2 separate regions of the Mus musculus genome follow, and region 2 is linked to region 1. The links are chromatin loops, found by intact Hi-C in ENCODE. Cell type or tissue: heart. All regions are shown on one strand. Each heading gives the region's core, and the rest is flanking DNA. Links, peaks and the distances in the headings are about the cores only. Region 1 overlaps Nes (nestin). Region 2 holds the start of Mef2d (myocyte enhancer factor 2D).

What was found. A loop is a pair of places that touch in the nucleus more often than their neighbours do. Peaks named below come from ENCODE experiments on the same cell type or tissue, not always from the same donor. Only the 100,000 strongest peaks of a DNase experiment are listed, where the experiment ranks them.
Region 2: a loop joins it to region 1, with 2.8 times the contacts of the local background. A loop is called at or near these places in 2 of 42 quality-filtered maps.

What each region holds. Positions count from the first base shown.
Region 1 is chr3:87,976,265-87,992,064 of GRCm38, reverse strand. It overlaps Nes (nestin), which reads right to left. Exons shown (of 4, transcript NM_016701.3): 4 at 11,614-15,800. The coding sequence ends at 12,035. It overlaps Bcan (brevican), which reads left to right. Exons shown (of 14, transcript NM_007529.2): 9 at 1,283-1,390; 10 at 1,767-1,925; 11 at 2,815-2,897; 12 at 3,228-3,372; 13 at 3,603-3,793; 14 at 4,098-4,534. The coding sequence ends at 4,193. Among named protein-coding and RNA genes, the nearest start is that of Nes, 13 kb to the right of the region's middle. In heart, for the core only: no CTCF peak of the experiment used is centred there; DNase peaks (open chromatin) are centred at 8,654, 9,034, 9,624 and 10,534; H3K4me3 peaks cover 1,668 bases; H3K27ac peaks cover 4,670 bases.
Region 2 is chr3:88,134,398-88,150,197 of GRCm38, reverse strand. Mef2d (myocyte enhancer factor 2D) reads right to left here and starts at 7,826. Exons shown (of 12, transcript NM_001310587.1): 1 at 7,524-7,826. In heart, for the core only: a CTCF peak has its summit at 8,188; DNase peaks (open chromatin) are centred at 6,647, 7,867, 9,467, 9,607 and 4 weaker places; H3K4me3 peaks cover 5,000 bases; H3K27ac peaks cover 5,000 bases.

The DNA of each region.
Region 1 (15,800 bases), core at 7,032-12,031:
GACCCCCCACTCCCGGAGAAATGGCTTATGTTCTTCAACCCAAAGGACCTGGCTCATTCGGAACAGGGTGGGGTGGGCAGAAAGAAAGGAACTGGTTTCCACCATCTGAAAGAAATCTTCTGTCCCAGAACCATAAGGTTCCCATTGGAAGTCTTCTCCGGGAAGGCTGAGGCCCTCCCAGGTTCACCTCTCCTCCATGGCTCAAGTGGAATATCACCCCTACATCACAAAAAGCTTGCCCATTTCAGCTATTGCCTTTCTGCCCACTGGCCTTGGAGTGAGTGTAGTAAGGAAGAGGGAACCCCTTAGAGGTCACTGAAGTGTCAGCCCACCTGTAAAGAGAGCCAGAGGCCCCCTGGCCTACTGTCAGAAGGTGGGAAAGAAATGCTTTCTGGTTCTGTGGGGTAGAAAAAGAGGAGGGAAAATCCAAAGTGGGTCCCTTATACCGCACTGCCCAGCCAAGGTTCAGGCACTGTAGCCCACAGCCAGGTTGGAACTTAAAGCCAAAAGGGCAAGGACTGAGCTTAAGAGTCTGTCCCCCCAGGGTTAGAGGGCTGCCCAGGAAGGAGAGGAAACTGGAGAAGCAGAAAGCATGAGGACTCCCGGGGGCCCAGGACTCTTCACCCTCAGCACCTGAGACCAACAACCTTCACCCTACTTGAAAAACTGTTAGCAGAGGGATGCTCGACATGATAGATGTTAGCGGAGGGATGTTCAAAAGACTGCTTGGTCAGTGTACCAATTATAGCTGGGGCACTCCAGCAAATTTAATCAGCCCAGCTTCTCCTTCCTCCTCCCCTGCTGCTACCACTGGCATGTGGGCTGTGTTCTCAGCAGCCACTGCTGGGGAGTAGTCTGAGGGACCTAGTCTGCTCTGTTGGTTAAAGGAGCCATTGTCTCTGGTCATCTGGACCAGAAATGGAGTGGATGCTGACAGCTCCTCCAGTACCTAGGCGGGGCCCAGGAAGAAGGCTGGAGAAGGCTGCCTGAGGCTGGCAGGAATTCAGGTCTCATAATCCACAGCCCTGGGCTTCTTCCCTTCCTTGGCCTCTTCCCGCTGGCTGCTCAGGGCTCACACTGGTGGCAGTCTGAGCCAGTCAGGAACTGGGAGGTGAGAGTGAGGACAGGCCCTCTGAACTCGGGGATGGACTGGAGTGATGGCCAGCTCCAGGCAGAACTGCTTACCTTCCTGGTCTGGAAGATGTCTGGGCTGGGGGGCCCGGGACCCTCCCCTGGAGAGCTCACCCTTAGGCTCCTCCACCTCGCTTCTCTCCCCTGTCAGGTGACTGTATCCCCAGCCCCTGCCACAATGGTGGGACATGCTTGGAGGAGAAGGAGGGTTTCCGCTGCCTATGTTTGCCAGGCTATGGGGGGGACCTGTGCGATGTTGGTGAGTTTGTGGAAGGACGTGGGGGCAGGTCCAAAGCCTGGAGCCTACCCCAATATGCTAGTTTCTGAGGTGGAGGGAGGTCACTGGTTTGGGCCTTGCCATGAATGACTTCAGGCAAGTTACATAGCTAGTCTCAACCTTCCTGTCACTGTTCTGTCTCCAGAGCGGGGAGGAGGACATCTTCTCCAGCATGGAGGACTGCACAGGCCAGGGGTGGAGAGCCAGCTGACCTAGCCACTGCCCAAGAGCCCTCTAGGCTCAGGCCTCCTGGCTGCACTTGAGTGGCTCTGAGTCCTCCCCTCCTGCTGCTAAGCAGCTGGCTAAAGAAGCCAATCTAAGACCTGGCAGCCCACCCGCTTCCTTCCCTGTGCTCCAGGCCTTCATTTCTGCAGCCCTGGCTGGGAGGCCTTCCAGGGAGCCTGCTACAAGCACTTTTCCACACGAAGGAGTTGGGAGGAGGCAGAAAGTCAGTGCCGAGCGCTAGGTGCTCATCTGACCAGCATCTGCACCCCTGAGGAGCAAGACTTTGTCAACGGTGGGTGGGGCCTGACTTCCTGCGCATGCTCCAGGCCAAACCCACTCCTCACCCACAGCTTCCTCACTCACGCCTCTTCACTCCTCCCTCTCTCTCCCTCTTTCCTCTCTCACACCCCTTTCCCCTTCCCTCATCTTTTACCTCTCACTCACCCGGAGACCTGTTGTGGGGAGATTGGGCCCATGGTGTCCGACATTTGCGGGGCTGCCTAGGCTGCGGGGGTGGGGTGTGTGTGTGTGTGTGTGTGTGTGTGTGTGTGTGTGTGTGTGTGTCTCCCTGCTTTCCCGGATGCAACTGTTTCCCTAACTCTGTGGTAGCAAGGTTTGCTCCTCTTCTTTCCCTTCCAAAGTGCTATTCTCCACCTGCATGTCCTTGCGCCATGGATGTGAAGGTTACTTACGAAAATAGGGAGACAGGCTAGAGAGATGGCTCCGCGGTTAAGAGCACTGGCTGCTCTTTTGAAGGGCCCAGGGTTCAATTTCCAGCACCCACATGACAGCTCACAACCATCTGTAATTCCCGTTCCGGGTTGCCCCTCTGATGCCTTCTGGCCTCTGAGGACGATGCACACAAGTGGTGCACAGACACAAATGTATGTGAAATACATACAACAAAAATTCAAAGCTTTCAAAAGAAGAGAATTTAGGGAGAGCCTTTATGATAGCAAATCTGATTGTCTTCCCTGGGGGGGGGGGGGGGAGAAAGACAGAAAAGGTGGGTGAACGCCGTCCATCTTTGGCTGCTTTCCCAGCAGAAGAGGCTAGGTCTGAGCCAACAGCCACAAACCAGCAAGATTTGGGGAGGTTTTTGGATGGACTCCCCAACAGGTCATCACTGGCCCAGAAATACTGGGCTTCCTGCTCACTGCACCTCTGGCTTTTCTCTCTAGATCGATACCGGGAGTACCAGTGGATTGGGCTCAATGACAGGACCATCGAGGGTGACTTCTTGTGGTCAGATGGTGCCCCTCTGGTGAGGACTGTCACTGCACTGTAGTCTAGGTCACTTCTTGGGCCTTTCTGCCCTCAGTAACCGTCACTGCCTCTTCCTCCCTTTCTGGCTGTTTCGTTCCCCTTTCCCCTGGACCCTTTCTTTCCGCATGCTTCTCCTCTCTGGCTCTTGTCTCCTTCCTGGAGAGCCCCTGTTCTCTTATTCCCCCTCCCTGCCTGTCCCAGTCACCAGTCCCTGCCCCTCCATATCCTGGGATACCCCCCAAGTCCTCCCTCCAGTTTTCTGGGGGCATTTCCCCTGGTACTTATGGGGTTCAAGCGTCTCACCACCTCCTCCACTCCCCCTTCCCAGCTCTATGAAAACTGGAACCCTGGGCAGCCTGACAGCTACTTCCTGTCTGGGGAGAACTGTGTGGTCATGGTGTGGCATGACCAGGGACAGTGGAGTGATGTGCCCTGCAACTACCATCTATCCTACACCTGCAAGATGGGGCTTGGTGAGGGCTGCCGAGGGAAAGGGTGGCCGGGACTGCCACGAGTGAGAGGAGAGCAAAGCTACCCAGAAGAGCCTGTCAGGGTGTACCCCAGACTGTGGGGGGGTTGACACACCACACTGACCCCCTTTTTTTTTGGTCAACTGTGGCCATGCCTTTCCTCCCCGTCAAGTTTCTGGGAGCCATCATCCACAAAGCCAGGCTCCCAGCTTCTAAATGTGTACCCCTTGCAGTGTCCTGTGGGCCTCCACCACAGCTACCCCTGGCTCAAATATTTGGTCGCCCTCGGCTGCGCTACGCGGTGGATACTGTGCTTCGATATCGATGCCGAGACGGGCTGGCTCAGCGCAACCTGCCGTTGATCCGCTGCCAGGAGAATGGGCTTTGGGAGGCCCCTCAGATTTCCTGTGTACCCCGGAGGCCTGTAAGTGACAGGAGGAAACAGGTAGGGGGCACCAGCTACTTGGCAGCCCTAGGCTCAAAGACCCATTATGCCTGCCATTCACTGACTGAGCTTGGAGTGACCACTGCCTCTCGCTGAGGCTAAGAGAAGGAAATAGGCTGGAGCTCTGGAGACCTCGTGGGTGCAGATGGCTGAGAACCTGCAACCACACTTGGGCTCCTAAGGGCAGAGCAAGTATTTTGAAAAGGGCAGGGGTTAAGCAGCAATGACCCAGGTTATTAAGGAGGAGCGCCGTGCAGAGGATGGGTGTGTTTGTCTTCCATAGGGCCGTGCTCTGCGCTCCATGGACGCCCCAGAAGGACCACGGGGACAGCTCTCGAGGCACAGGAAGGCACCGTTGACACCGCCCTCCAGTCTCTAGGGAGCCTGGAAGACTGCTGCCCCCAGCAGGACCCTCTCACATCAACTGCCAGTGCTCTTCCCCATGATAGGGGGTGACGTGAGAGGGGTGGGACTGAAATTCAGAGGACAGCGCTCGAAGGGGTTTCTGGGAAACACTTGGGTGGCTCCGCCCCCTCACACAAGGGCCTCAGGTTTTACCCGGTAAGTCCCTAAGTGCCTCAACTGCCCTCTCATGTCAGCTGCCTCCTTGTCCCTCGATTTCGTTAGGGGACACTGTGCTATTCGTTCTTGATTTTCAAAGAGTTTTTAGGATGGAGTACCAGCAAAACCAGGTGGAAATAAAGTTGTCTGAACCCAAAGTTTGATGCTTCTGTGTACATGTGGACATTCAGACAGTGTTAGGCAGACCCTCCAAAGGTAGGTCCCGCTGCGATTATTACCTTGCAAAAGGTCAGAAAAATCACCAAGAACTTGAAGAATAGAGCAATGCCTGGCGTAAAATGGTTGCCTAGCCGGCGAGGATTCACCACTGCCTGCATCAGATCACCAACCGAATGAAGAATTGGGTCTGGGGAGAGGGGGACCCCTGGTGGCCTCATTTTGAGCTCCTGAGAGTGCCTCCGTTCCTGCAGTGCTGAAGGGAAGGTTGGGCAGCGACAAACAGAGAAGGAGGCAGAGGATATTAAAAACAAGCTAAGGGGTCCTCCGCCACGCCAAGGGGCTCACAGGCTGTGACCAGTAGAGGGCGCTGCAGATACAGTTATGTAGCTCTAGAGGGCGAAGTAGATCCGGACCAGAGAGGAGCCAGGAGGCCACCAGGGGGAGTCGCGGTCTTTCTGACTTGCGGGGCAGACCTGGTAGGCGTGCGGGGCAGAAAGTTGTGCGGGGGGGAATGCAGGACTTCCGGCTGACAAGACTGGGCTGGTCTCGGCTGAGTCAGCGGAGGCTGAAGCGATGAGGTCACCGCAAGCTAGGAAGTGGATGACCAGTGCCTGAACCAGCCAGAGCTCCTTTAATTGGCTGGAGTCCCATCCTGAGGGAAGGCAAATGATGGCTGCATATCCTCACACCTGGTTCAATCAGCATTGAGGGCCACGAGGACGCATGCCTTATACCCATTAACCCACCTGGCCATTCTTAGTCCTTTTCTAAAAGCCAGGCGACAAGAACAAAAACAAATGGCAAAAGACACTGAGTCCCAGACAGAGGCTTGGGAAGGTAGCGCTGAGGACCTGAGACTCTGCTGGCCCTTCTTCCCTAAGAAAGCACGGATTTCTCAGACCTCACCACCTCCATCATCATCCTCCTTCCTCCAGCCCCGGGGCTCATCTGCCTGCCCACACAGCCAACCCAGAATAAGCAGAGAGTACAAACTGGTTCTTAAGGATCTACAGGGAAGAGTGGACCCTGCTTTATCCTGTATCGGCTCATAGTTGCCCATTCAATGCGTTCTGGGGGTTGTCGGGGCATTTAGCTGGAACTGTAAGTGGATGAAGACCCAGGATGATGGATCCCGAAAAGGAGCAGGCTAGAGAAGAGCCAGAGTCTGTCTTTTGGGTTCAGAACTCACGGTGGGTGGAGCACGGTGGGTGGATGATTTCTATGTAGCATGGTGAATTTGTGGCAAACTGGGATTCCCGGCCCTTTCTCCAAGATTTTCATCATCAAACCTCCCACTTGGCACAGGTCCACCATCTTCTCTGTTCTGTGGGTAAGGAGAGTCCCAGAAGTGGATGGGAGACTAGAATCAGAGTCCTCCCTCACCTGCTGGGCCTCTCTGGCAGGGCAGCAAACAGGAAACCTCCTCCTGGCTTGTTGAGCTTCCTGGGGAAGGGGGGGGGGGAGGGGAGGAAGAGGGAAGGGGGTGTCCTGGAATAACTCAGCAGTGCCCTGAATGGACAGTAGCTAGCCAGTGCCTCGGGAGTCACACATAGAGCACCAGCACACCTCTTTGGAGACTTGGAGTAGGGCCACACCTCGGCCACGGCTGCCAGCTGTCACTGTTGGGACCCTGACTGTGTGCCCTGACTCTCAGCCTCCTCCACATATGAGTTGAGTGGGGTCCCCATCAGGATGTCTTGTTCCCCGGATTTAAGAGGTATTGGAAAAGAGAGACCCACCCAGGGCAATAGGTAGCAGCTTGAGCGTTGCCCAGGGGGCACGGCGCTTAGGAGCCTGTGATTTGGCCTTCTGCCAGGTTCCTGCTGCCTCTGGATGCTCTGACACATTCCACCTCCCAGTTCTTCACCATACCCTTGCCTCCCACAACACTGCCTGACTTCACTTGGGGCCTTTGTCCCAGCCGGGAGGCCCTGTCTGTCGGCCTGACTCCTGCGTGGAGAGAGAAAGGGTCCCATTGTCCTAGTGTCCACAGTGACTTAGCAGTTCCCGAAGACTTCTAAAAATTCACCTCCTTGTCAGAGATCTTTTTCAGGCTCTGTAGTCAGATCCTGACCAGAGTGCCTGCGTAGGTGCCCCCTCTCTCAGAGCCTGATGCAACTGGCTCTCCCTTTCCCAAACGGAGGTCCTTCCTGATGTCTGCCTTCTATTTGGCTTGCTGCAAAAATAGCTAGCTTCCTCCTGGGCAGAAGAACTGAAAAGTTCATGGACAGAAAATGAGGAAAGGCTAGGAAAGAGGCAGATAGGATGTGAATGCTCTCCCACTGGGCCAGTGGCTCAAGTGATAGGCTAAGTGGGTGGACCCTGAGTCTCAGGCTACCCAGATGCCTTGGTGTTTAAGTGGATTGTTAACAGAGAGAAGGCTTCTGACCACTTAAGACTGGAATTAAATACTACTCATATTTAATACTTGTACTGGCTGGTTTTGTGTGTCAACTTGACACAAGCTGGAGTTATCACAGAGAAAGGAGCTTCAGTTGGGGAAATGCCTCCACGAGATCCAGCTGTAAGGCATTTTCTCAAGTAGTGATCAAGGGGGGAGATCCCCTTGTGGGTGGTGCCATCTCTGGGCTGGTAGTCCTGGGTTCTATAAGAAAGCAAGCTGAGCAAGCCATGGGAAGCAAGCCAGTAAGTAACACTCCTCCATGGCCTCTGCATCAGCTCCTGTTTCCTGACCTGCTTGAGTTCCAGTCCTGACTTCCTTGGTGATAAACAGCAGTGTGGAAGTGTGAGCTGAATAAACCCTTTCCTCCCCAACTTGCTTCGTGGTCATGATGTTTGTGCAGGAATAGAAACCCTGACTAAGACAATACTCAATGAAAGACAGCCCAAAGCTCCCTGGCCCATGTTCTGCTGACCCCAAGAGGCATCTGGAGACACTACATTATTGACTAAGATATGTTACTCTGTGCCTCAGTTTCCCCCATTAGAGTCAGCTGAAGTTCCCTCTAAGGTGTCTGGAACTCATAGCCATCCTGGAGAGGCAGAGCCATTCTGGATGCCTGGTGGGAGGGGAGAGAGGCAAGAGAAGGGAAAGTCAAAGGGATCATTTTGTGCTGAGTGAGGTCCATTAGTGGGAACACAGGGCCCCAGAGAAATCAGGGGGATTTCAGAGCTAGCCAAAGTCTCCTGAGGAGGCACCCCTTTGGGGCCTAAGGCCAACAGATTGTGAGCAGCTGATCCCACAGCTGCAGGGTGGGGGTTCCTCGACAGAGGCCTCCTGGCACCTGCCTCAGTTTATTTATGGAACCGCAGCTGAGTTGTAAGGGTGAGGAGGGAGGTCCATGATTAAAGGGGACTCTGAAAGGGAAGAAGAAGTGCCAGGACCTGGGGTTCAGACAACTGGGCCCCATCCTTTTGGGATAGGGCATACAGAATGGTCGTTAGATTATGGGGTGGCAGGAGGAGCCCCTGGGCACCAGGGCTGGAGAGGGCTGAGGCTAGAGGCAGGTTTACTATTCCTGACCTGCTGGCAGATGTTGAGTTAGGAGGTGGTGTGAGAGGGTTCAGGGTGGAGAAAGCAGGGGAAGCTAGAAGAAGAAGCACTGGTTCCTTTGCGTACCAAAGCAAACTGCTGGAGGCTTCACGCCTCGGCTCCTCTGCCCCTGAACCAAGCGGTGCCCACAGCTCTATGGCAGCTTCATGCTCTAGTGTGGTCCTAAGGTGGCTCCTGGGCTCAGAGACAGCTGCTGGCAACCTTTCTTCACTACCTGAACCAGGGTAGTTCAGGCTCTTCTCCCTCCTCTCAGGAGGACTCACCGCTAACTTCCAGCCTTCCTGCTGTTGAGCCCACCCTAGAATTTAGCCCTCTCCCTGCCCCCCCCCACACACACAGATGGGGTGGGACGGCATACAATAGAAACTTGGGGCCTATCCCTACGGCCAGAGTCTTCTCTGGTTTTCTGGGCTGGGTGGGCTCCCCTTCTACCGGTAGTACAGATAGCACATTCCAGACGAAATGAAACTACATTCCTTCGTCCCCCCACCAGAGAGGCTGGCAGGGTTGACAGCAGCTGCATCAGCATGGGTCAAGTGGCAACAGCTGGCATCCCAGGGCGAGGCTGGGGTGTGGAGTGTGGGCAGCACAAGAATGGAGAGGGGGGATTTTCTTTCAGACAATGAATGAATCCCGGGTTGGTTTCCCCACCCCCACCCCGGTGGCTGAGCGCTGAGGAGGGGATCAAGGGTGATGTCATTCATCTGAGAAATGTTTGGAGTCTCTAGGAAGAATTCCCCTCACCCAGGACCTTACAGGTAGAAAACCCAGGCTCTGAGGAATCAAGGGGCCCAAGAGAGTCCCACCCAGGATGGGTGTCCCAAGCAGGATGGGGGAGGGAGTGCTTTAAGAGGCCACGCTTGGCTTGCGCCTTTGGCTGTAGTACAAAGCCTAGACTTTGATTTCCTTTGGGACTCTGGCAGCTACAGGGACAGCATCAGACTGGGCAGGAGGGAGCCTCTGCCCCTGACCTCACCCTTGGAGGCGCCTCAGCCTGCTCAGCCTTATAAGGAAGTGCCCCAAACAAACTGAGGAAGCCACCTCCGCTGGGCCCCCCTTCTCCGCCCAACTCCAACTAGCTCAGAGGCTATATTTACTGAAGGAGGCCCCAGAATAACCTCCCACTGTCTCATACCGTGGGTGTGTTGGGGATCATTTCCTCTCTTGCCCCCGCCTCACTCCTGGGGGTCCTCTACCCTTAGAAGCATGTACAGTTGTCACTCAGGGGGCTTCCAGGCACCAACCGGACCTTGCTTCCCTGAAGCACTCACTATCGTGCTGGAACCTTCTGAGAGGCCTTGGCCCTGTTTTTGCCCTCTTGGGCCACATGGTCAGCCTTCTGGGGGTCCCCAGGGCCTCCGTGGGCCTCTCCTCACTCTATACTGCTCTGCTCTATTCCAGCTCCTGCCCCTGCTCTCCTGAGTCACATGCATACTCTCTGCTGTCACAGCCCTCTGCTTGCCTCTCTGTCTTGGAAAAGGGCACCGCACATCCAGTTGCTTGCATGCAGCCCTGGGACATGCCTGTCCTGTGTCCGGTCTCCTACACAGCTGCCAAGAGTTTACGTCATTCCCCCATCTTACTGTCCCCTCCTGCACCTTGGCCTCTGCCTGCACCACTGGCAGGCTCCCGCTGGGCCCTGCTCAGCCCTTCTCAGGAAGCAGAACTGGGGGGGAGGGGGGGACAGGGCGGTGACACCTGTGCATAAACCTTTCAGAAGTTCATCTTTCTTAGGAAGAATCCATGCTTCCTGGCTTCCTGGCTTCCTGGTGAGGACTTTGCCCCTCTGCCAGGGCTTCCTGCAATCTCACCAAGGCTTTCTCTGCTTCTTCCTTCCTTCCCACCACCCTGCCTGCTTTGTCTTCCACTGCCCTAGATCTCATGTGTTCTAGGTTCCCCCCACCACACACACACACCCTAGGAACACCCCTCACCCCACCACAGGCCACTCAGAGTAGCCTGCCCTACTCTGCACTCCTACCCAGCATGCATCTGTCTCCAGACACCATTTCAAGTTGGTGGCCTTTGCTCAGGAGTTCCTATACAAAGAGCTGTGTTGCAAGTTGTCAGCGTCCTGAAGAGGCTGCGCTGTATGGACGGACAGTCAGTAGACTAACAACCACACTGAGGGTCACAACCAGGGTGTCCCTGACACTGTCCAGATCTTACGTCTCTTGCTGCTTGGACACTGGGCCATTTCCACGCATACATACCTCCTGCTGTATATCCTCTTAGGGAAGTCCACCCTTCTGTCTAACTTACATCCCAACCCCTGTGTCATAGGGTTATTAGCATCAGTGGCCAGCTGGGATAACTGTAGAGGACCACAGGCTCGTGAGGAGACAGGAAGGGGATCCGGTACAAGGCAGGGCTAGTTGGCTTAGCTCTGTCCTTGGTGTCCACCCAAGCAGTGGTACTGAAAGGCCTGAAGAGAGAAGGCAGAGGATGTCTTGTCCTATTAGAGGGGCGGGCCTTGCCTGCCTGATGCCAACATGCTGGTGTCTGCCTGTTAGCTGGCAAGTAGACAGGAGGACCTTGTTGTTAGTACAGGAAGGAGAGAATGGAGACTAGGGCTTCCAGGAGGGTGGAGAAGCACAGTCGGGATCCTGGACCCCAGGGCAAGGGTGTGGATGAAATGGACCCCGGAACCAGAACATGGGTATGAAGGAAGGGTGTGCACAGAGGAGCCCACAGTGCCAGCTGGCAAGACAGCCCTTGTCCACCCTCCTTGGGAACTCTTAGTCCTAAGGAAAGGGGCCTGCTTGGCGCTTATGATGGCCCTGTGGAGAGCAACCAGTCCCTTCCCCTTCAGAGTATCTAAATGAGGGTCTGAGCATTGGTCTTCCTCCCAGCAGTGTTTACCTAAGAGGTGTTTTTCTTTGGGTACCCAAATGTTGAGGCCTGTGGGTACCTAAATCCAGGAACCTCTAGAACCTCCCTACACTGCATAGATGTCGGGAGAGAAGGCTACTGTGGGACCTGGTTCAGAGTCACTCCGGCATTATGTAGCGCACTGCACCTGGCAGCTCTCTTACCTTCTCCTGGCCCTGCTATCCACACTTCTTCCCTCTCTCCTGCTTCAGTGCCATGGGAGGCCTCAGTTGCCCAAAGCAGAGGCTTCCTCCAATCCCCTCCTGTTCTCCCTGCCCCAGGCAGCCACCCAAAGCTGCCTCTGTGTGGGGCTGGGTTTGCGGTTCAGAGAAACTGTTGACCTGAGGCTGTTGACCAGGCTAAAGCTGGCCGTGGCCTCTTTCCTCCCTGCCCCCACTCCAGCCCAGTCACTCATCACAGGCTAGACAACTGTTTGGGTTTGGGAGCCAGGGGGCTAATTATGCTGGAGTCACAGAGGGGCTAGGTAGGAGGACATTCAGTGAGAGGGCCCTGTAATCAGAGCTATGGGAGAGATGACAACCTGGCCTCCCTGAGAGGCGGCCCCTTCCCCTCCTCTCCCCCAGGCCTAGCTCATGCGTCCTCTCCCAGCCTCTCCACTCCATTGCTTCTCAGTCAGAAGAGTCCCTGAAGGCTAGAAGAAAGCAGCCAGACATTGTAGGTAGGGATACAGCTTTATTCAAGGGAGGAAGAGAGAAACAAGATCTCAGCAGGCTGAGATGATGAGAGTCACTCATCATTGCTGCTCCTCTGGGCATGCACCAGACCCTGTGCAGGTGGTGCTACTGTAGACAGGCAGGGCTAGCAAGCTCTGGCCAGAGCAGTCTCGTGGGAAAGCTCTGGGCCCAAGCCTCTTCCAGCAGGTGAGCCACAGAAGAAAGGGGGCGTTGAACTATAGGCTCAGCTGACCTGAGCCTTCAGGGTGATCCAGGCAGGATCTCACCTGTCTCAGCCAGCCACACCTCTCCACGAGAGATACCACAGGTCAAGTTATCAAAGCTAAGAGTGCTGGCCCAGAGCAGGGAGGGACATTCCCCCCACCCCCCACTAAGTCCTCAGTGCCAGAGGGGCAGTTTCTAATCTTCCCCTGAGGACCAGGAGTCTCCATCTACCCCACTCAGAGTGAACTTCAGCGGCTGGCTTGGGCCTAGATGCACAGGAGACCCTACTAAAGGGGCCTTGAGGGTACCCTGTTCCTGTAAAGGGATGCCTTGATCCTCGTCCCCATGCAGAACCACCTGACCCTCAGCCTGCTCTAGTCCATTCTCCATCCTCCCATTCACTTGCTCTGACTCCAGGTTGGGGCCCTGGCCACTGATATCAAAGGTGTCTCCTGCCCCTGGGACCACGCTAGTCACCTCTTGGGGGGCATCTAAATGGTCAATCGCTTGACCTTCCTCCCCCTCCAAGGAAGCAGACTCAGACCCCTCTGACCCGGAAGGCTCAGCACTGTCCTGAGACACCGTCTCTAGGGCAGTTACAAGAACATTAGCTGCAGCCCCACTCAAGCCATCATCCCAGAGGCCACTGTCACCCACAGATTCATGTTCCAGGTCCCCTCTCTGGGTGACATCCTGGACCTTGACACCTCCACCAGAGGGCCCTGGCCCCCACCACTGAGTCCCTGACTCTGCTCCTTCTTCTTCATCAGCATCTTCTTCCTCTCCCTCTTCCCCACTCTCTTCCTCATCAGCAAACCCATCAGACTCCCCACCCTGATCCCAGCATGCAGGCTGCAGTACGGGGGGCTCTTGGCCCAGATGATCGGACACCTCTTTGGGAACCCCTGGAAGAAGAGAGGCCTCAGTCCCTAGGTCCTCAAATTCCTCAGATGAGAGGTCAGAGTCATGGCCTTGCTGCTCTTCCTCTGGTGGGTCACTGAGACCCTGGGCAGCCAGGGCAGCAGGACTCCAGCCTTCCTTCCTGGCCTCCCCTTGAGGGAAAAGCCTCTGTTCTCCAGCTTGCTCCCACTTTGGGGAGGCAGGAGACTTCAGGTAGAGGCCCAAGGGAGTAGAGTCAGGGAGAGTTTCCCCTAACTCATCTGCCTCACTGTCTTCTCTGCCCTCCTCCCAATCCTGGAGGCCCTCAGGAATCTCCCCACGACCAAACTCTGGCTCATCTTCTACTCTTCCCAGTGCTTCAGTCCCAGCTTCCGGCTGCCACCCAGCCTCCTGGATCCCCTCAGCTTGGGGCTGCAGCTCATGGGCATCTGTCAAGATCGGGATGGGTGAACAGGGTTCCAGGAGCTTGGGACCAGGGACTGTTAGCGCTGCCTGTAGACCCTCATCTTCCTCTGTCTTAGGGGGCCTGGGCTGAGGGGCATGGCTGCCCTCATGGTCTGAGGTCTCCAGCGAGGCCTCCTCTTCTCCCCAGCCCTCCCCAGACTCTTCCCAGCCCTTGCATTCCAGAGTCTCACTGCTAGTCTTGGGTAATTCAGGGATGCCTGAGTCCAGAGCACCTGCCTCTTTTGGTTCCTTTCCAGGCTCTTCCAAGCCCTGATCTATCTTTGCCTTCACACTTTCCTCCCCCAGGGATGGGTGAATGGCCTCCTCCCTGGCGAAATGCCTTGGGTCCTCTAGCCCTACCACTTCCTGCTCGAGTTCCAGTCCAGCTCTGGCAGCCTCTAACCCAAGGGTCACCTCTACGGAGTCTTGTTCACCTGCTTGGGCTCTGTCCTCATCTTGCTCTGTTGCCTCTGGCATTCCCTGAGCAACTGGGACCTCTAGGGTTCCCGTCTGCTCTGGTTGTCCCTCCAGGTCATCGAGGGGCTCAGCAGGGACCCTCTGCTCCTTGGGCTCCGAGCTCCCCAGACTCCAGGCCTCCCCCACAGCATCCTGCAGCAGCTCTCCCTCCTCTACAGCTTTCTCCTCCCCACCTTGGCCCCTCAGATGCAACTCTGCCTTATCCTCAGTTTCCACTCCTGTAGCCCCCAGGGATGCTTCCTGACCTTCTCCATCCTCCACCACATCCTCCCACCTCTGTTGACTTCCAGATCCAGGCAGCTCCCATTCCACCTCTCCCAGAGACCTCAGAGACTCTTGGTGCTGCTCCCTCTCCGGGCCCTCTTCCACTTCCAGGCACTGCTGACTGTCCTCCACCCCTCCTGGTGATTCCACAGTCTCTGGGTTCCACTTGCCCAGAGATCTCAGTTCTTGACTCTCCCTTTCAAGGGGTGTCAGCACCTCTTGGTTCTCATCCACACACCCCAGTGGTTCTTGGGTCTCATCTTCTAGAGGTTCTATTGTCTCACTAGTCACTTCCGTAGACCACAATGGCTCTTGAGTATCTACAGACTTCCTTCTTCCCAGGCACTCTCCCACAGTCTCCAGTGATTCTATGTTCTCTGTTTCTGAAGACTTCACTGTCTCCATACCTCCTTCATTCAGTGACACTAGTGACTCTTGATTCTCCTTGTCAAGAGATCTGACTACTTCCTGGTCATTTCTAAGAGGCTTTGGTAACTCTGGATCCACCTTTTCTGGAGGGTTCACTGTCATCTGCTCATCTTCTACAGCCCTCAGTGGCTGCTGGGTCTCTTGTTCGAGTTTCTGTTCCTCTTGGTCCTGTCCTGCTAGAGACCTCAGGGACTCTAGATTCTCTTTTTCCAGAGACCCAAAGGTCTCCTGGCTCTCATCTTCAAGAGACTTCCTGGAGTCCTGACTCTCGTTCTCTAGCTTGCTCTCAGCCATCTGCTCCTCTTTCACCACAGAGCTCAGTGGGTCGTGGTTCTCTCCTTCTAGAGATCTCACCATCACCTGCTCTTCTTCTTCCTCTGCTTCTGGAGACCTCAGGAACTCCTGGCTTTCTTTTTCTAGATGGTTCACAATCCTCTGGTCCTCTTCTTCTGGAGGCCTCAATGAACCCTGGGTCTCATTTTCAGGTGGTATAAAGTTCTCCCCATTTCTATCTTCAAGAGATCCCAGGATCTCATGAGTCTTGTCTTCTAGCAGGCTCTTAATCATGTGGTCATCTTCTTCCAGATACCTTGGTGACTGCACATTCTCTTTTTCGAGAGATTCGAGGGAGACCTGGCTCACTTTTTCTAGAGGTTTCACAATTCTCTGCTCCTCCTCTTCTACTTCTAGAGATCTCAGTGGCCTCTGGTTCTTGCTTTCTAGCAGTACAATTGTCTCCTGGTTTTCATCAAGAGACCTCAGAGATTCCTGATTTTCTTTTTCTAGAGGCTTCCCAGTCCTCTGGTCCTCCTCTTCTGGAGACTTCAGGGACTCCTGACTTTCCTTTTCTACCAGTCTCTCAAGCACCTGGTCCTCTGCTTCTTCAAACCTTAGTGGTTCTTGATTCTCTTTCTCCAGAAGTCTAAATGCCTGCTGGTCCTCTTCTTCTGGAGACTTCAGGGACTCCTGTCTTTCCTTTTCTATCAGTCTCTCAAGCACCTGGTCCTCTGCGTCTTCAAACCTTAGTGGTTCTTGATTCTCTTTCTCCAGAAGTCTAAATGCCTGCTGGTCCTCTTCTTCTGGAGACTTCAGGGACTCCTGCCTTTCCTTTTCTATCAGTCTCTCAAGCACCTGGTCCTCTGCTTCTTCAAATCTTAGTGGCTCCTGATTCTCTTTCTCCAGAGGTCTAAACGCCTGCTGGTCTTCTTCTGGAGACCTTGGGAACCTCTGATCCTCTTTCTCTACCAGTCTTTCAAGCATCTGGTCCTCGGCTTCTGGACCTCCCAGTGGGTATTGGCTCTCCTCTTTAAAAGTTATCAATGATTCTAAGTTCTGTTCTTCTGAAGACCTCACTACTTCCTGATTTTCCTTTCCTAGAAATGAAACTGTCTCTAGTGTGTGTTCAGGAGACATTAATTCTTGATCCTCCATTCTTGGTTCTTCTTCT
Region 2 (15,800 bases), core at 5,262-10,261, 160 kb before region 1:
TCACCAACAGGAGACCTGAGGGGCGGGCTGGTGGAGTTGGGGGGGGGGGGAGAGTCCAGGAAAGCAGGGCTTGGGCGGGGTGGTCCCAGGCACTGTGGCCTGTAAAAACAGAAACTGACTTGAGAAGCACCCAGGAGGCCTAGGAGCTCTCCCCTAGCTTCCAAAGGGCAATTCTCCCATACTCCGCCCTCAGCTTCCCACCTCTCCCATCTAGCAAACCTCTTGGGAAATTGTTATCCTGTTTTCTCCAAGAGGGGATGTTTCCCCTCCGTGTCCCACTCCCTGTCCTTCCTGTAGTCTAGCTCTCACTCCCCAGTAGCAGAAGAGTGCTCCCGACCCTCCTTCTAGCTAAAATTCCTCCCACCCACAATACAGTTCCCAGAGCCACCCGCTGGGCCTAACTATTAGGGGCTACTGAAGACTGCGTCCTGGTAGTGAATCAGTGAGTGAGGTCAGGCCATGAAGAAAGGATGAGTTTGCAGGGGCTGGGCTGGGCTTTTCTAGCTTGTACTGATGTGTGCCTAAATTAAGGCACAGTTTCCCCCTACCCCACCCCCCAACAGAGAGAGAGGCAGAATGGTGAGGTTCCCTGGGAGAAAAGTCAGCCCTGCAGTAAAGGAGAAGTGCCGGGCTAGGCTCTCTTCAGCCGGTGAGCTAGGCTAGGTGGAGGCCAGAGGGAGGCTTCCTGGAGCCTATCCAGGACATTTTCTCAACTGTCACCCCTAGTAGATGAGGGAGAGTTGGCTCGGGGCCACTCTGTTGGGGACAGTGCCAGGTGGAGCACAGGAGGTCCTGGTGACAGTTGCAGTTATCAAGGTTCCCCCAAATACCTATGAACCCAGAGTTCGGGGCCTCTAAGGTCCTGGCCTTGGTTAGGCCCAACCAAGGTCACTGTTACTAGTGTGGCCCATTTTTGAAATCCAAGTTTGTACTTTGCTTTAGCTCTGCCTAACAGGCCAAGTAGCCTGACTCACTGGTGCTCATTTGCATGGTCATTTGCATAGTGTCTCCACCCTTATTCCTCCAAATTCAACTTCCCACTCCCGAGTGTAGGCCATCCAGTGGCCCTCAAGACCTCAGAAATGGTTCCATCCTCTGTTCCAGAAAGCAACCCTCAATTCACAGGGATGTAGCCTGAAGCTCCCATCCTTGGGACCTTCATTCCTGTCTAGGGAAAGGATCAGAGGCACATAGTCCAGCCAGTAGTCTCAGGGTGGGGCAGCAGCAGCAGGCCTCTCCTATCCTGCTCCACTGAGTGCAGCACTACATTTCAAACAAGACTTTAAAGGCTGGGTCCTATACTCATAGCAGACTCTGGGCCTCAAGCTCACCTTGTCAGAAGCTAACTAACCAAGACCAGGACATATGGGAGTCATGACGGTGCTTGCTCCTACCATGGATGCTAGCAGACAACCAGCCCCTGAGTACTTGTCAGCCTAACCTCCACCTGTCCAGTTACAGCCACACCCTCCATACGGAAGCCCCGAAGCCTCTCTACTCTGGGAAGTCTTTTCTAGTAGTCCTATCTAACTACTACCCTTCTCTCATAGCCAATCCTGCCATGGCAACCTTAGGCCCACCTTAGCCATCTAAACAAGAAAAGCACACGGGGGATCTTGGCCATTGGATGCCTTAGTTGAGGAGAGGTGGGGCAGTTGGGACCGTTGGTGTGTCACCTTCCACCTCCCTACCCTACTTCCCCCTGGGGTCTCAGGAGACAGAAGTGAAAGTCACAGCTGGGGCCTTGAGGACAGTTCATCTTGACAGGCGTTGTTGGGATGAGCATGCTATTAGGGCTGGTTTAGGGCTGCCTGCTAGTACAACAAGTGGATGCTAGCTAGATGAGTTGAAGGACTTCCCATGGAAATGAGAAGAGCAGGGAAATCTGAGCAAGACTTGGGCCACAGAGCAGGATGTGGAATCTTAGAAAAGCTCTCTCCTAGGAGGACCACTTTTTGTTCAAGCATCTAGGAACAGACCAAGGGCTGAGCCCTAATTGCTGGGCTTCTGGCATGGGGGAATGTGAGGCAGTGCAGACTGAAAGGCCACCCGCACTCAGACAGGCCAGGCTAGAAAGAGGCCAATCCAATCAGGGAAGGCAAATCCTCCTGGTATTGTGACCTCAAGGAGTACCAAGGGTTTAAAGGAGCCTTGGGCAGTGGCTTGGTCTCTAAGCCCTAGGCAGAAGGTGGCAAGGTGGCTTTTATGAGGATTAGCTTACTGCTTTCAGGAAAGACACTAGGTGAGGATGGGGCCTAACCCAATGGGCCCTGAGCACCCTTGGGCAAACACACTCTCATCAAAACATACCTTCATCAAACAGGGTTCACTGTTTGTCAGAACACAGCAGGGACCCTCTGACTTTGTCAGCAATGACTGTTGTCTGTGCATTGGCCTTCCTCTGAGGGGAAGCTCTCAGGGGCTTTTACAAGCAAGGCCCACCCCTGGGAACAGGTGAAGATTTCCTTTAGCCTTAGCTCCCCACCCCCAACTGCAGGCTGACAGGTGGAGGAGAAGAGTAGGAACAGCTGGGCCAGGACACCTGTTCCCCACCCCACGCCTAGCCAAAGGCTTGCCATGGGGACCATACAAGAAGAGTTTGCCAACAGGCAGGCAGGTGTGGGGGCAAAAAGAAAGGGGTCCAGATGTCAAGGGGAGAGACAGAGCAAGAAGCACCCTCTTCAAGATGCATCACCCTCGCCTACAGTACAAGACAGAGAAGGAAGGCAGGTAGGACCAAGGTCAGCCCTCTAACTCCCTTGCTCAGAGCCCCTACTTCACATTCCATCTACTGGAACAGGAAGAACCCAGAAAAGAGGTCTATTCCCCTTGCCACCTGCCCCCACCTCCACCCTGTTGAACCTCTTGTCTAGTCTTTATTCATCCAGCCTTCAACCCCAGTCTGGGGGAGGAAGATAGCACTAGGAATAGCAAAGGACCTAGGACCTAGGATGTCTGCAGGGCAAGTTTTAAGGACAGGAGACGGCCATGTCATCCCAGGGTCTGGTGGTCCCTTCCAAGCCCCTTCCACTCTTTATCCCCACACCTTAGGTTTGGCTAAAGATCCTGATGGAAGGTGCACCTGTGACACTCTCACTGAACCCATCTTCTCTAGAAAAGGCAGAGGCTGGAGGGAGATAAGGCTGTCCTCCCCCCACCCTCCCTGCTCCCTTCAGACCTTCAGTCCCCTTCCTGTCTGCCCCCAGCAGCTGGTCTGGGGGCCTCTGTGTGTCGCTGACTCCTGCTCCAGGGCTTTGCTTTGGGGCCTCTTGAAGGAATTACTGTCTCAGGAGTCAGAACAATGCACCCTCAAACTAACTAACTCTCTCTCTCTCTCTCTCTCTCTCTCTCTCTCTCACACACACACACACACACACACACAGAGAGAGACACACACGACCTCTGAGTGCTGTACCAGCCTAGACTTCCTGCTCCTTCAGATGCCTTCTTTCTTTCCTCTCTTTCTGCCTGCCTGCCTGCCTGCCTCCCTCCCTCTCACTCTCCCTCTCCCTCTCTCTCTTTCTCTCTGTGTAGCCCTGGCTGTCCTGGAACTCTCTCTGTAGACAAGGCTGGCTTCAAACTCAGAGATCCACCTTCCTCTGCCCCTCAAGACTGGGATTGAAACCGTGCATCACCACCTCCTGGCATCAGATCTCTTTTTGACAAGAGCCCTCAACGCCTCACAATAGACTTTTCATTACATAACTCCTTCGCCTTTCAGCCTCAGTTTCCCCAATACCAAAGACCTGTAGCAGACAGAACCCTACCCAGCCTAGGATCTTCACAGAGATAACAAATGGTACCCCCCCCCAGATCTGGGGATCCCAAAAGTCCTCATTTTTGTGTCTGAACCATGCACCCTGTTTTAAACTGGGTTGTGCATGGGTGATGCTAGAGGGGCGAGTTAGGGACAGGCAGGACACGCCTTCCCTGTGGCATGTTGTCTGCCCAATGCTAGGGGAGTGGCCCCAGAACACCCAGGGGCACCAAGCCAAGGTCAGTGACCAAGCCTAAAGCTCAGGGCCTCCCGGGAGGGTAAGTTTAAATGAGTAAATATGGTCCCGCCTGGGTGTGGTTTGCCACAGGCCAGAGCTTGGGGCAGGTCACTCCCTTCAGTATCCCACTCAGAAGGGGCTGTCAGCCACAGTCAGCTGCCTCAATCCATGCCATACTAGCAGGACTGCAACTCTGTCCACTGGCAATCGGAATAGGGGTGGCATGTGGCCTTGGCCTGGACAAAGCAAAGGTAGATGTGAATGCTTTGAAATCCTAAACCTAGGATTTGCCCCAAAATGCAGTGGAGTAGCTTCCCTCATGGAAGCTGGAGCCAGACAACAGCAAGGACCATCAAACACAGATGCCTATGCCACCAAAAGGGAGCTCCTGCACACCTGGAAAACTGAGGCTGAGGTGGGAGAAGGGGCAACTTACCCAAGGACTCAGACCAGGGTGGGGGGCAGTGGCAAGCCAGGGAACAGAGCAGCAAGGGAGGGTGGAAGTCGGCCAGTGCTCCCTGACTCACAAAGCATGCTCTCCACAGACAGGCCCTGCCTGCCCATCTGTGCTCTGACCTCAGCCCCTGCTTCCAGCCCAGGCTCTCTGGGTTCTGTGAGCCTTTCGCCTTCCTGCCTCCAGTCCCTCACCACCCCCCACTCTCCAATCCTTTAATCATCTTTACCACCACTGCCCCCACCCCACCCCCCACAGTGCAACAGCTGCTCTGTGGGTGTCGCACCCCAAGGGTGCACTGCACACCTTCCCGTATGTGTTCCATGACCTGCTGCAGACTGCCATGTGCAGCTGAGCCCACAGGAGCCCACAGGAGCCCCTCAGCAGGATTTCTGGGGAGGGGGCTCAGAGGTCAGTCTTCTCACAGCTCCAGGACAACTCCTCAGAATATGTTTTGTCCTAGGCAGGGAGAGATGAGAAAATATTCCAGGAGCCAAATAGCACCGGCCCACTAGGCCAAAGGTCAACAGCCTTTTTAGCAGAGTCACTGGAGAATGCCTGAGATTCCCCTCTTTTTCCTGGCCAAGTTAAAAGCTATCTTTTCCCTAACCTGGTTTCAATGGAAGTTCTGATATCCAGGCTCCATCCAGCCTTCTCTTAACTGTGTAGACAATGTCAGCCACCACACAGCCAGATGTCTGCTTATATAGCACAGCTTCTAGCAGCTAATGCCACCCCCTCCCCAATGAGTAAGTCACCAAACTAGGACAGGAGGACAGAGAGGGTTAGCTGGACTCTGGCCCCATAAAAGCCACCAGTGATTACAGCGATGCGGAGGCTGTGCGGCATGCGACCATTCCTCCTTCCCACTTCCCTGTAAAGGGAGATAATTTTCTCAGGCCAGGTGTCCTGGCCAAGGTCTCAAGGTTTGGGGAGAGCCCACCACCACAGATCCACAGCCCTAGATCTGACCCTGGCCGATGGCTTTGGGCCTGCCTCAGATCATCAGCCCCATTAGGGAACCTGGACAACACCAACTGTACTTGTGACTCATAGTGTCCCCCTTGTCTGCAGCTCTTCTGTAGGCCACACAATTGTCTAGGTAGGGGACAGAGAAGTGGAGGCAACAAAGAAAAAAGCCAGCCTACCAACTCAACTCTAGTGTGGACCTGTGCTAGGCCAGAAAAACCATGGAGAACAGGAAACTCAGTTGGCACAGAAGATAAAGCTAGGAAGATGGACAGACCTCCAGGCCAAGGACATAAGGGCCAAGGATGCTGCAGCATAGGCCCCTTTCCAGAGCAGGGTCAGAGCAGGGCCTCAGTGAACTTAAACCCATCCCCCGGTCCAGCTCCCAACCTGGAGAGACTGCCTCTACCTTTCAACACACCACCAAGGAAGACCAGGAGAAGAAAGAAAAAAACCTGCTGGAGAGAGATTATATAACGGCAGCCAGCCAGCCTGTCACATCGCCCAGCCTAGGAGGTGCACTAGAAGCTAGAGAGCCAGAGCAGAGAGCTGGGGCCCTCCAGCCCCATATCACCACACAGAGGGGGATGGGCAACCTGCACCTGCCTCCTGTCCAAGTCCCCCACACCCTGTTCCAGCCACTGGGCTTAGCAGAGGCAGCACAAGCCCTGTGCCCATCCCCCAACACGAGGCTTCCCATACTTTCTGTCTGGGTCCTGTTTCTTCTCTAGGCTCACGCCTGCATGAGCAAGGCTTGTTGTGTCTTTATTCTTAATCTTTAGAGTCTCTCCCTACATGAAATATATGGCAGAAAGAGGGAAGACATAAGTCTGATACAAAAGCTGAAGTGTGACCTTAAGTAAAATGCTCTACCACTTTGGTAAGTATGGGAATGAATGAAAGCTCCTGACTCCCTAAAAGTACACGCAGCAGTCACACACAGGGTCTATGTATGAAGGGCACAGCAGTCACAAACAAAGAACATGACCACTGAAATCCCAAAGCCTCAGTGTCCATTTCTGGGGTATATGGGAAAAGTGCTCTACAGAAGCTCCAGAATTCCCCAACCACCCTACATAACAAGGTTCTCAGCCACTCCCACAATCATCCCACCCCACCCCCATCCTGGAAGACGCAGGAAGGAAATTCATTCACAGGCAAGGCCATGGGAGTTGGGACAGCCAGGCTGAGCACTGGGGCTCGGTGGCCAGAGGCCAGAAGCTGGGTGTCTGAGAACACTGTCAGGTAACTCGCCAATGCTCCCCTCGGCGGATACCTACCGCGGATACAGGGAGACGAACAGAAGGTGGACAGCTCCCAAGGCCAAGCGCACTCAGTAGGCTCCTCTCCGAGATCCGGCCAGAGCAGCCCAAGGTCACCGTCCCAGACGGCAAACTTCCCACAGTCAGGCAGCTCAGACCCACTGAGGGCTAGGGGGAGGGGTAAGATCCACCACTCACACAGCCAAACAGGCCTCGGAGGAAACTCACACGGGTAGGGCAGGAGGGAACGGGATCCACCCACTGTACTCCCCTAGCCTGGCCCCAATGTGCCGGTCAGTCGTAGGCAGAACTGGCACTCAGGACAAGCTGGGTAGTCCAGGGCCACTGGGAACCCCGAGGGCTCGATGGAATCTCTGGGAGGCCTCCCTGCCCCATCTCTGAGGTGGGAGGCCGGGAGCACAGTAGTCCCTTGGGCCAGCCTCACCACTCGAACCCCACTCGCACTGACTCGGCCCGCACCGCACCGTCCAAGAGAAAGGCCTGGAGAGGTCCTGCCAGGTGTTAACAGCTGCAAACTACTGTCCAGGGGTTCTCCAGCCGGCGTTGCTGACACGCCCGACCAAGGGGGCCCCCACGGGCGCGAAATCGCGGCCGGAGCCACGTGCGTTGCGCCCGCCAAGGCGCGAGGCGACGGGGGCTCGGGTACCAGGCGCGGCTGTCACAGCAGACACCCCAGCACCAACACTGCCTCCGTCGCCCCGCCCGGACCGGGACGCTCGTGCCAGGGCGCCCGTACACCCCTCGCGCTCCAGACCACCCTGAGCCCGGCCGCGCGGCGTGGGGGAGGGGTTCTTAAAGGGGCCGACGCGCGTCGTGACTCACCAGCCCGTGGGGGGGACGGGGTGTCACGGCGCCCGGAGCCTCGGCCCGGTCCGCCGAATCCTCGGTTACGCGAAGCCGCAGCTCCGACGGGAAACAGCGAAGGCGCCGCGTCCACGCGGCCTGGGCGGCGCCACAGGGCCGGGACCCCCTGGTGCGCGCGGGGGCGGCGGCGGCGGGCGGCAGGCACGCAGCCGAGCGCCCAAGCCGCCTCGACGGTTGTTGATATTTTGCTTCCTTCCTCCTTTCGGGCTCCAAAGGCAACTCCTCCAGCCCCAGACTCGAGGCCGACGTAGGCACCGCGCAGCCTAGCTTGCGAGATGGGAGGGGGGGAAAAGACGAGAGTGATGGACAAGCAGGGGGCCAATGGGAGGGCCCCGCAGGGCTGGGGGCGGGGCCTGGCAGGGAGGCCTGGGACGCAACCCCGCCCCCTGCCCGCGGCCTGCGCCCCACCCCTTTGGGGCGCGCGACCACGGCGCGTGGAGCCCAGATCCCTCCGCCTGCGGGACAGAGCGAGGCTGCGGGTACCTCAGCACCCCAGCTCCAGAGTTGGCAGGGATCTAAGTAAATAAGTTCTGGGGAGATAAGAGTGTTGGTAGGCCCCAGCTCCTACACTTACTGTGTGACAAAGCTCCGAAGCCAGATCGCGCTCTCTTATCTCGTGGTTACCTGGGGAGCTCCGCTGCTCCCTCTACCTGTGACAGGTCCCCTCCTTTCCCCTGACCCGGCTCGGTTGACGCCCAGACATTTAAAGCTACAGTGCATAATTCTCGGGTGATCTAATCTTTTAGTGCCTGCGGGCCCCAGCGCACTTAACTACGGAGGGGGCAATTTAAAGGGGCGGGACCCCAACCACTACCTCCCTTGCCTCACAGGAAACATCCAGAAGCCTTGTCTTGAAGAAATATAACTCTCTCAAAAAAAAAAATCTTTTAAAATCCCCGACGGCCTCTGGGCGTGGTGAATTTTTAAGTGCTTCACAACAAGATTGTGCGCTCCATTGCTTCTGGACCTTTAACCCGTCAGACTTCCTGTCCGCATCCTGTCACTAACAAGTCCTCGGCTGGCTCTACCTGGAGCTTGAGGAAATGACAGAGTCTGGCGTGGACTTCAAAGCCTTAGCAAAACAGAAGCAAGAGGTTCTTCAACAAGCTAGGGTCTGCTTTACTGAACAAAGTCCCTGTTCTGGCTTCTTGTGGGAGAGATGAGAAGAGGCGACAAGTGGTGGGTTAGAAAATTTATAATCTCGGAGTCAGACTGTTTTGGTTCAAAATTTTCCACTATTTCTGAAAAGAGCAAAGCACATCTCTTAACTCTCCATCCTCTTGGGTAAGCTGAAGGTGGTAAGGCCAGGTACATAACTTGTGAATTTGGTGTGAGTTTAGTTCCCAGTAGACTAGTACAGTGCCTCGTGTTGCACTGTATGACCCACACGGGCTGCTCAGCTGAAAATGAGCCCTTTTAGGGCCTGCGTGAGTTCAGAAAAGGCTCATAGTGGGCCAGTTCAATAGGACTATTCTGCAAAGAGCTTGGAGGCATATATGTACCTCCTTAAACAGGAAGCACGTAGGCTTCTAGTCCCTCGGCCTCCCTTTTCAACCCTTCCACTTTGCCCCTCCTTCCAGAAGCCTGATTTATGTAGGATCACACATGGTCCCCAAATGTTGCTCCTTAGTTTTCCTAGTAGTATGGGGGGTGGGGGCACAGAGCTGCCAGTACTCCTTGAGCAGTCTGGTTTGCCCCCAAGACTTGAGTGAAGGCATCTGCCCTTCCCCAAGCCCTGGGAGAACACAGCCTTGTTCCTGCTTGTGGCTATGGTGGGAGCAGAATGGGAAAGTGCCCTCCCCGTGGGGAACCTCCCCTCACTTGTGGCCTCTATTTTTAGTGCTTCCCCAGGCTCTAGCTGGAGAAACCGTTTAGTCATCAGGGTGTTTATTTTTCCGGCTGTTTCCCGACGTCGGGAAAAGCAGAATGTTGAGACTGGAGAGATTCAGGGCTGCTGGAAAAGACGTCTTAGGAACAGGCCTGGGAACACAGCCTTCAGGCCATTGGGTCCCAGCTTGTAGGAAAACAAAACAGGATGGGCCCGGGACAGCTAAGCCCTCAGGAGTGTTCAACCTGCCTCAACCTTGGAGGCTCTCCAAGCTAGAGAACCTAACTCAGTTTGTTTCTCAAAACATAACCAAGGCCAGAAGAAAATTTTTTTCCCAGAATCCCCCTCCCCAGCCTCTCCCTAACTAACTTGGTGAGCTTCCAGCGAGCCATGATCCCAGCCAATCTCAAATATGAGGCTGGCCGTCCATGGCTGTGATTGGTTGGCTGGCCCTCTTTAGACCTGGAATGTTGAGTCCTTTAAAAAGGAATGAGGAAGGAAGGTGAGTCACCTGGGGAAGATATTAAAAGACTAGCAGGAAGAGCTCCGAGAGCTCAGGGAGGTGGGGGCCCTGGACACTCACTGCTGACTTGACAACTCACAGGAGACCAGAATAGGGGGCAGTAAAACTACAAGTGGGACAAAACTCAGACTGTGAAAACGTCTTGGGAGAGGTCTTGATTTCCACGAAAGACTGAAAAGGGCCAAGGTAATGTTGGAAGTTAGATGAAAATTGGACTTCCTGAAAGTGACTCTGAGTTCTTTTCTTCTGGCCCTTGAATTTCCCATCCCAGAATCCTCTGGGTGGCAAATGACTGAGTCTCGTGCTTCCTCTCCTACCTCTGGCTGTGCACCATTTCTTGTTAATCAGTTTATTCTGTTAGCGTACCATGCTGCATATTTAGATGTCGGAGGATAATTCTACGGCGTGGATCTTCCACTTTTCCATTTGTTTCAGGATCAAACTTCCGTGGCCAGGCTTGCATGGCAAGCGCTTTACTGCCTCAGTCATCTCGCCCATCTGTTCTAAAGAAAAGTCACCTTCCAGCCCTGCTGTAAAACCTTGATACCCACCGACATCCTAAAAAGAACACCCTGTAAACTCACATGCATCTTCACAAAGCTATCTGGCAAATAAAACTTAATCCTCCTTTATCCACCCCTTCTCAAGCTTCTCCAGTTCACCTGAACTGGAAAGGTCCCTGTTCCTCTCAGCACCCTCTTCTACCTGGCAGTCAGTCCTTACTCAACCTAGGAAAAGTGCTCTAGCCTTCCCCTCTAGTCTGGTGAGCTGCTTGGCAGATCCTCCTCCTCTCACCTTCCCCTCCCCTGCGCCATCTGGACAGTTCTCAATCCCCACCTCCACCCGCGACTCCACCACCGAGTCATCCTTCCTTTAGTTTTTGGATGATCACCGCAAAGACCCCCAATTCTTCCCCGCATCTGCCACCAAGCTTGCGAACCGGACCCTCAGCAGGTGGGCGTGTATTTTCTCCGCGGGAAGGTGGGACGCTCCACTCCGCCCTTGTCTCCTCTGGACGCACTAGCTTGCTGGGTTTGTTTATTTCCTAAGGTATTCCTCACCAGCTCCTGAGTTCCTGCGGGGATGCAGAGCTGGCGTGGAACGCGCTTAGCAAATGTATTCGCGCAGCCCTGTGAGTCAGAATTGTGCAAACTCTGCTGAATACCTCATTTCTGCATTCATAACCATGGTAGATAAGGACAGGGGTTGAGTCTGGGGGTCCTACAACTCCACTTCAAGCCAGAGTTGGGGTAAAGGGTAGCAGAGTCCGCCAGAAACTTGTCCAGGTCCGTGTGGCACAGTAGTACCCTATGCTGAGAACCGGGTGCCTTGGGACCAGACCTGGGGACAAGAGCAGAGGGCCCTGGAGCTGAGGGACAGCGAATGGTGCCAGAGCGGTCTCGGGTCCGTGTACCCCCCACAGGAGCTCCCTGCCCCCGGCTGGGCAGGATGTGGTGGCAGCTGCAGTTGGGTGGGCAGGATGTGGGGGTGGGGGCAGACAAACACAACCTTACAGTAGTCTCCCCCCCACCCCCAGCTTCTGCCTCCACCCCCTCCGGGTCACGTGCTCCCAGCTTGGGCACCGACGGACTATTTCTCTTTTTCCGCGGAAGAACATACCAAACTCATAGCCTTGGACTTAAGTTGTATCACGCCATTTTCTTGCCTCTATTCCCAGCCTAGGGCAGAAAGTTTGCCCAGGACGTATTTCTGTAAAGCGCGAATTAACTCAAGAGAGGCCCCTTTAAATGCAAATGAATCGCCTTCTTGCTCCGCTCCCCCCAACCCCCATCCCAACTTCTCTCCTCGTGCCCAAACTCCACCAGCTGCTATTGACGTCAAGCATGCGTCAGCATCGCCAGCCCAACCAGACAGCACGTGGGGGAAGAAGGCAATCTTAAAGGGCCAGTAGCTCAGGGCCTGTTACTGGAGAAAGGAAAAGCGAAGTGGGGTGTTAGAAACTATAGGAACAGGAAGAATTGCAGAGACATTCAGAAGGACTGCAAAAGGCCGACGAAGTGGCTCAGCGGATAAAGGTGCTTCGGTACCAGCCGGAGAAGCAACTTCCCAGAGTTATCCTCTGAGCTTCACACATAACATCTCTCCCCTGCACACCATACAATACTAATAAATATTTTTAAAAAGAATTTCTGAGGTAGGAGAGTGTATTCTTTTCCTTTTTATTTGTTTTTGCTTTTCAAGACAGGGTTTCTCTTTGTAGACCTGGTTGTCCTGGAAACTCACTCTTTAGATCAGACTGACCTCGAACTCAGAGATCTGCCAGCTTCTGCAGGTGTTAAAAGTAAGTGCCACTGCCACCCGGTGGCGCTTTTTAATTTTTTAAATTAATTATTTATTTTTACTTTCTATTGTGTTTGTGGAGATCAGAAGACAACTTGTAGTTGGTTCTCTCCAGCTTGTGGGTTCTAGGGTTCAAACTCAGATCATTGGGCAGTTTGGGGCTGCAAGGTTCTTTACAGCAGAGCCTCCATGCCATAGCCCCTTTTAAATCCTTTCTTTGCGCGCTCTCTCTCTCTCTCTCCCTCTCTCTCTCTCTCTCTCCCCCTATTTTCCCTTCCTGTCTTCTTCCCCTGTAGGGCCTGAACCTCACACATGCTAAGGACACATTCTACCACTGTGCCGCATCTCCAGCTCAAGAGAGCGAATCCTAAAGCAGGCTTTGCCTTTGGGAAAGAAACCCAGGAGCTGGAAGAGCAGGTTCAGTCTGAAGGCAAAGGAGGCATGCGCTTTAGCTGAGTGGAAGTGTTAGACAGGGACTAGTGGAACTCTGAGTTCCAGGCCAGCTTGGTATATATAGTGAGTTGCCGGACAGACAGCTACATAGTGAGACCTTGTCTCCAAGCACATGAGTGCAGTCTTTTCCCTCACCTTATTCAGTGTGTCTGTCCACAAGTGTTGTGCCTCCAGCTAGTGTAAAGAACAGAGTAGTCGCCCAGTTAAGTATTTGTGGATGGGAGAGTTGAGCCCTGTGCAGGCTCACCTTTTTCAAGAGCCTCTCCTACTTCTGTCAGGCTCACAGAGCACATGCTCAGGTGATCTTGCTTTTGGAATACATACAGCATTTTCTGAGCAGCTCTTGTCTTCTTCCCTTAGAGCCATGCGCAGCCAGATCCCAGCTTCGACTGTTATTAGCTGGCTGACCTTGGACAGTGTTACTTGCTGTGAGCATTGAATTGGGCAATTTCAGTGGTGCTTTTTACTTGTTTATTTGACAGGGTCTCATCCTGTGGCCCTGTGGCATGAAAATCCCCCTGCCTCTGCCTTCAGAGTGCTTTTTTTTTTTTTTTTTTTTTTTGGTTTTTTTTTAAAGGCTTTTTTTTTTTAAGATTTATTTATTATATGTAAGTACACTACATCTGTCTTCAGACACTCCAGAAGAGGTCGTCAGATCCTGTTAGGGATGGTTGTGAGCCACCATGTGGTTGCTGGGATCCGAACTCTGGACCTTTGGAAGAGCAGTCGGTGCTCTTAACCGCTGAGCCATCTCACCAGCCCCAGAGTGCTAGTTTTAAAGTGTATGTCGTATGCCGCAGTGCCCAGCTAAGCAATTTTTTTTTTTTTCTAGACAGGGTTTCTCTGTGTAGCCCTGGCTGTCCTGGAACTCACTCTGTAGAGCAGGCTGGCCTTGAACTCAGAAATCGACTGAGTTCTGCCTCCCAAGTACTGGGATTAAAGGCGTGCGCCTTACTGTGTGTGAGGGTGTGTCATGCTCACCTGTAGAGGTCGGAGGACACAATCTGTGGGAGTTCAAACTCAGGTCATCTGGCTTGATTGCAAGTACCTTTTACCCAGAAAGTCATCTCACACGCCCTTTAAAAAGTAGTTATTGTTAGTGTATGTGCACATATGCAGCAGTGCGAGTGTGAAGAGCAACATGCAGCTTACCAAGCTTGCCAGCCCCATGCGTGGAAAGTTGCTTGGGGCAAACAGGAGTACTGCAGAGGATTGTGGGGATTTCAGTCTTTCTTAGGACAGACTCTCCCTGGGCAGCACAGCCTGGCCTTATGCTGTTGATCCTCTCTGCCTCCGGAGTCCTGGGATGAAAGCCTGATTGGGAGGGAAGTTAGGTTTTTAAACATTTTGTTTTGTTTGGTTTGGTTATTTTAGATTTATTTATTATGTGTACAGTACATAATACTATGTATTATGCATACCAGAAGAAGGCACCAGATCTCATTATAGATGATTGTAAGCCACCGTAAGTTGCTGGGAATTGAACTCAGGACCTCTAGAAGAGCAGTCAGTGCTCTCAACCTCTGAGCCATTTCTCTAGTCCCTATTTTTTTTTTTTTTTTTTTTTTGGTTTTTTGAGACAGGGTTTCTCTGTGTAGCCCTGGCTGTCCTGGAACTCACTCTGTAGACCAGGCTGGCCTGGAACTCAGAAATTTGCCTGCCTCTGCCTCCCAAGTGCTGGGACTAAAGGCATGTGCCACCACGCCCGGCCCTATTTTGTTTTGTTTTGTTTTAAATTCACTTTATATATACTCTACCTGGTCCCCCTGCAGACAGTTCCCCCCCCCCCCATCCCACCTCTGAGAGTGCAGAGGCTCCCTCTGCACTCTCAGAGGTCGGATGAGGATAAGTCCTAAAACTCCCCTCTCCCCCACTAAACTATGAGCTGAAGAATAAGGCTATAACATTTATTTTCAGCACAAATGGGGCTTATTGCTAGTGCTTTAAAAACGTGTTTGTGCCGGACGTGGTGGCACACGCCTTTAATCCCAGCACTTGGGAGGCAGAGGCAAGCGGATTTCTGGGTTCTAGGCCAGCCTGGTCTACAAAGTGAGTTCCAGGACAGCCAGGGCTATACAGAGAAACCCTGTCTTGAAAACAAAACAAAACAAAACAAAACAAACATGCTTGTTGACAGTGAACTAGGTTGTTCAGTGGGTACAGGAACAGGTCCAACCAGGCTCCATCCCTAGGTCCCATATTGTAGAAGGAAAGAATTGATCCCTCTGACCTTCCCAAGAGTGCTGCTTGGTGTGTGTATACACACACAGACACACACTCAGACACAAACAAGCAACTGTATAGAAAGATATTTTAATGTTTGTTGAGGGCAGGAGAGGAAGCTCAGTGGTTAGGAGGAAGACTTAAGATTAGCACCTGGAACCCACTGCACAACAATCTGTAACTCCATCTTCAGGGGATTCTAGAGCCTGCTCCTCAGAGACCCATACATGTGTGGCATACAACTCATACAAATACACACACATATAAAAAAAAAAAAAAAAGTAAGCCATGGGGCTAGAGAGATGTTAAAATGCACTTGCTACAGGGCTGAAATCCCTAGTGGTGAGACAAAATAGCAATGGCCAGTAGAGCAAGCTTTTAATCCCCTCCCCCCTCTCATGCTGCCACCTCTGAACTAAGGAGGCAGAGGCAGGCAAGGCCAGTCTGGTCTACAGAGCTTGTTCCAGGACAGCAGAACAGTCAGGGCTACACAGAGAAACCCTGATGAGAGAGAGAGAGAGAGAGAGAGAGAGAGAGAAAGGATGGGTGAATTGGATGGAAGAAAGATCAAGCATTCAGTCATTGTGGAGGTTTGAATGAGAATGGCCACATAGGCTCCTATGTTTGAATGCTTGAGTCCCCAGTTAATGGAAGTGTTTGGGAAGGGTTAGGAGGTGTGGCTTTGTTGATGTAGATGTTGCTTTGTTGGAGGAGATGTGTCACTGGGGGTGGGCTTTGAGGTTTCAAAAGCCTTCAATAGGCCCAGGGCGCCAGACTCCTAGCTTGCTTGCTCATTCTCTCTCTCTCTCTCTCTCTCTCCCTCTCTCTCTCTCTCTCTCTCCCTCTCTCTCCCTCTCAATCCTGTAGATCTGGATGTAAGGTCTCACCTACTTTTCCTCCACCATGG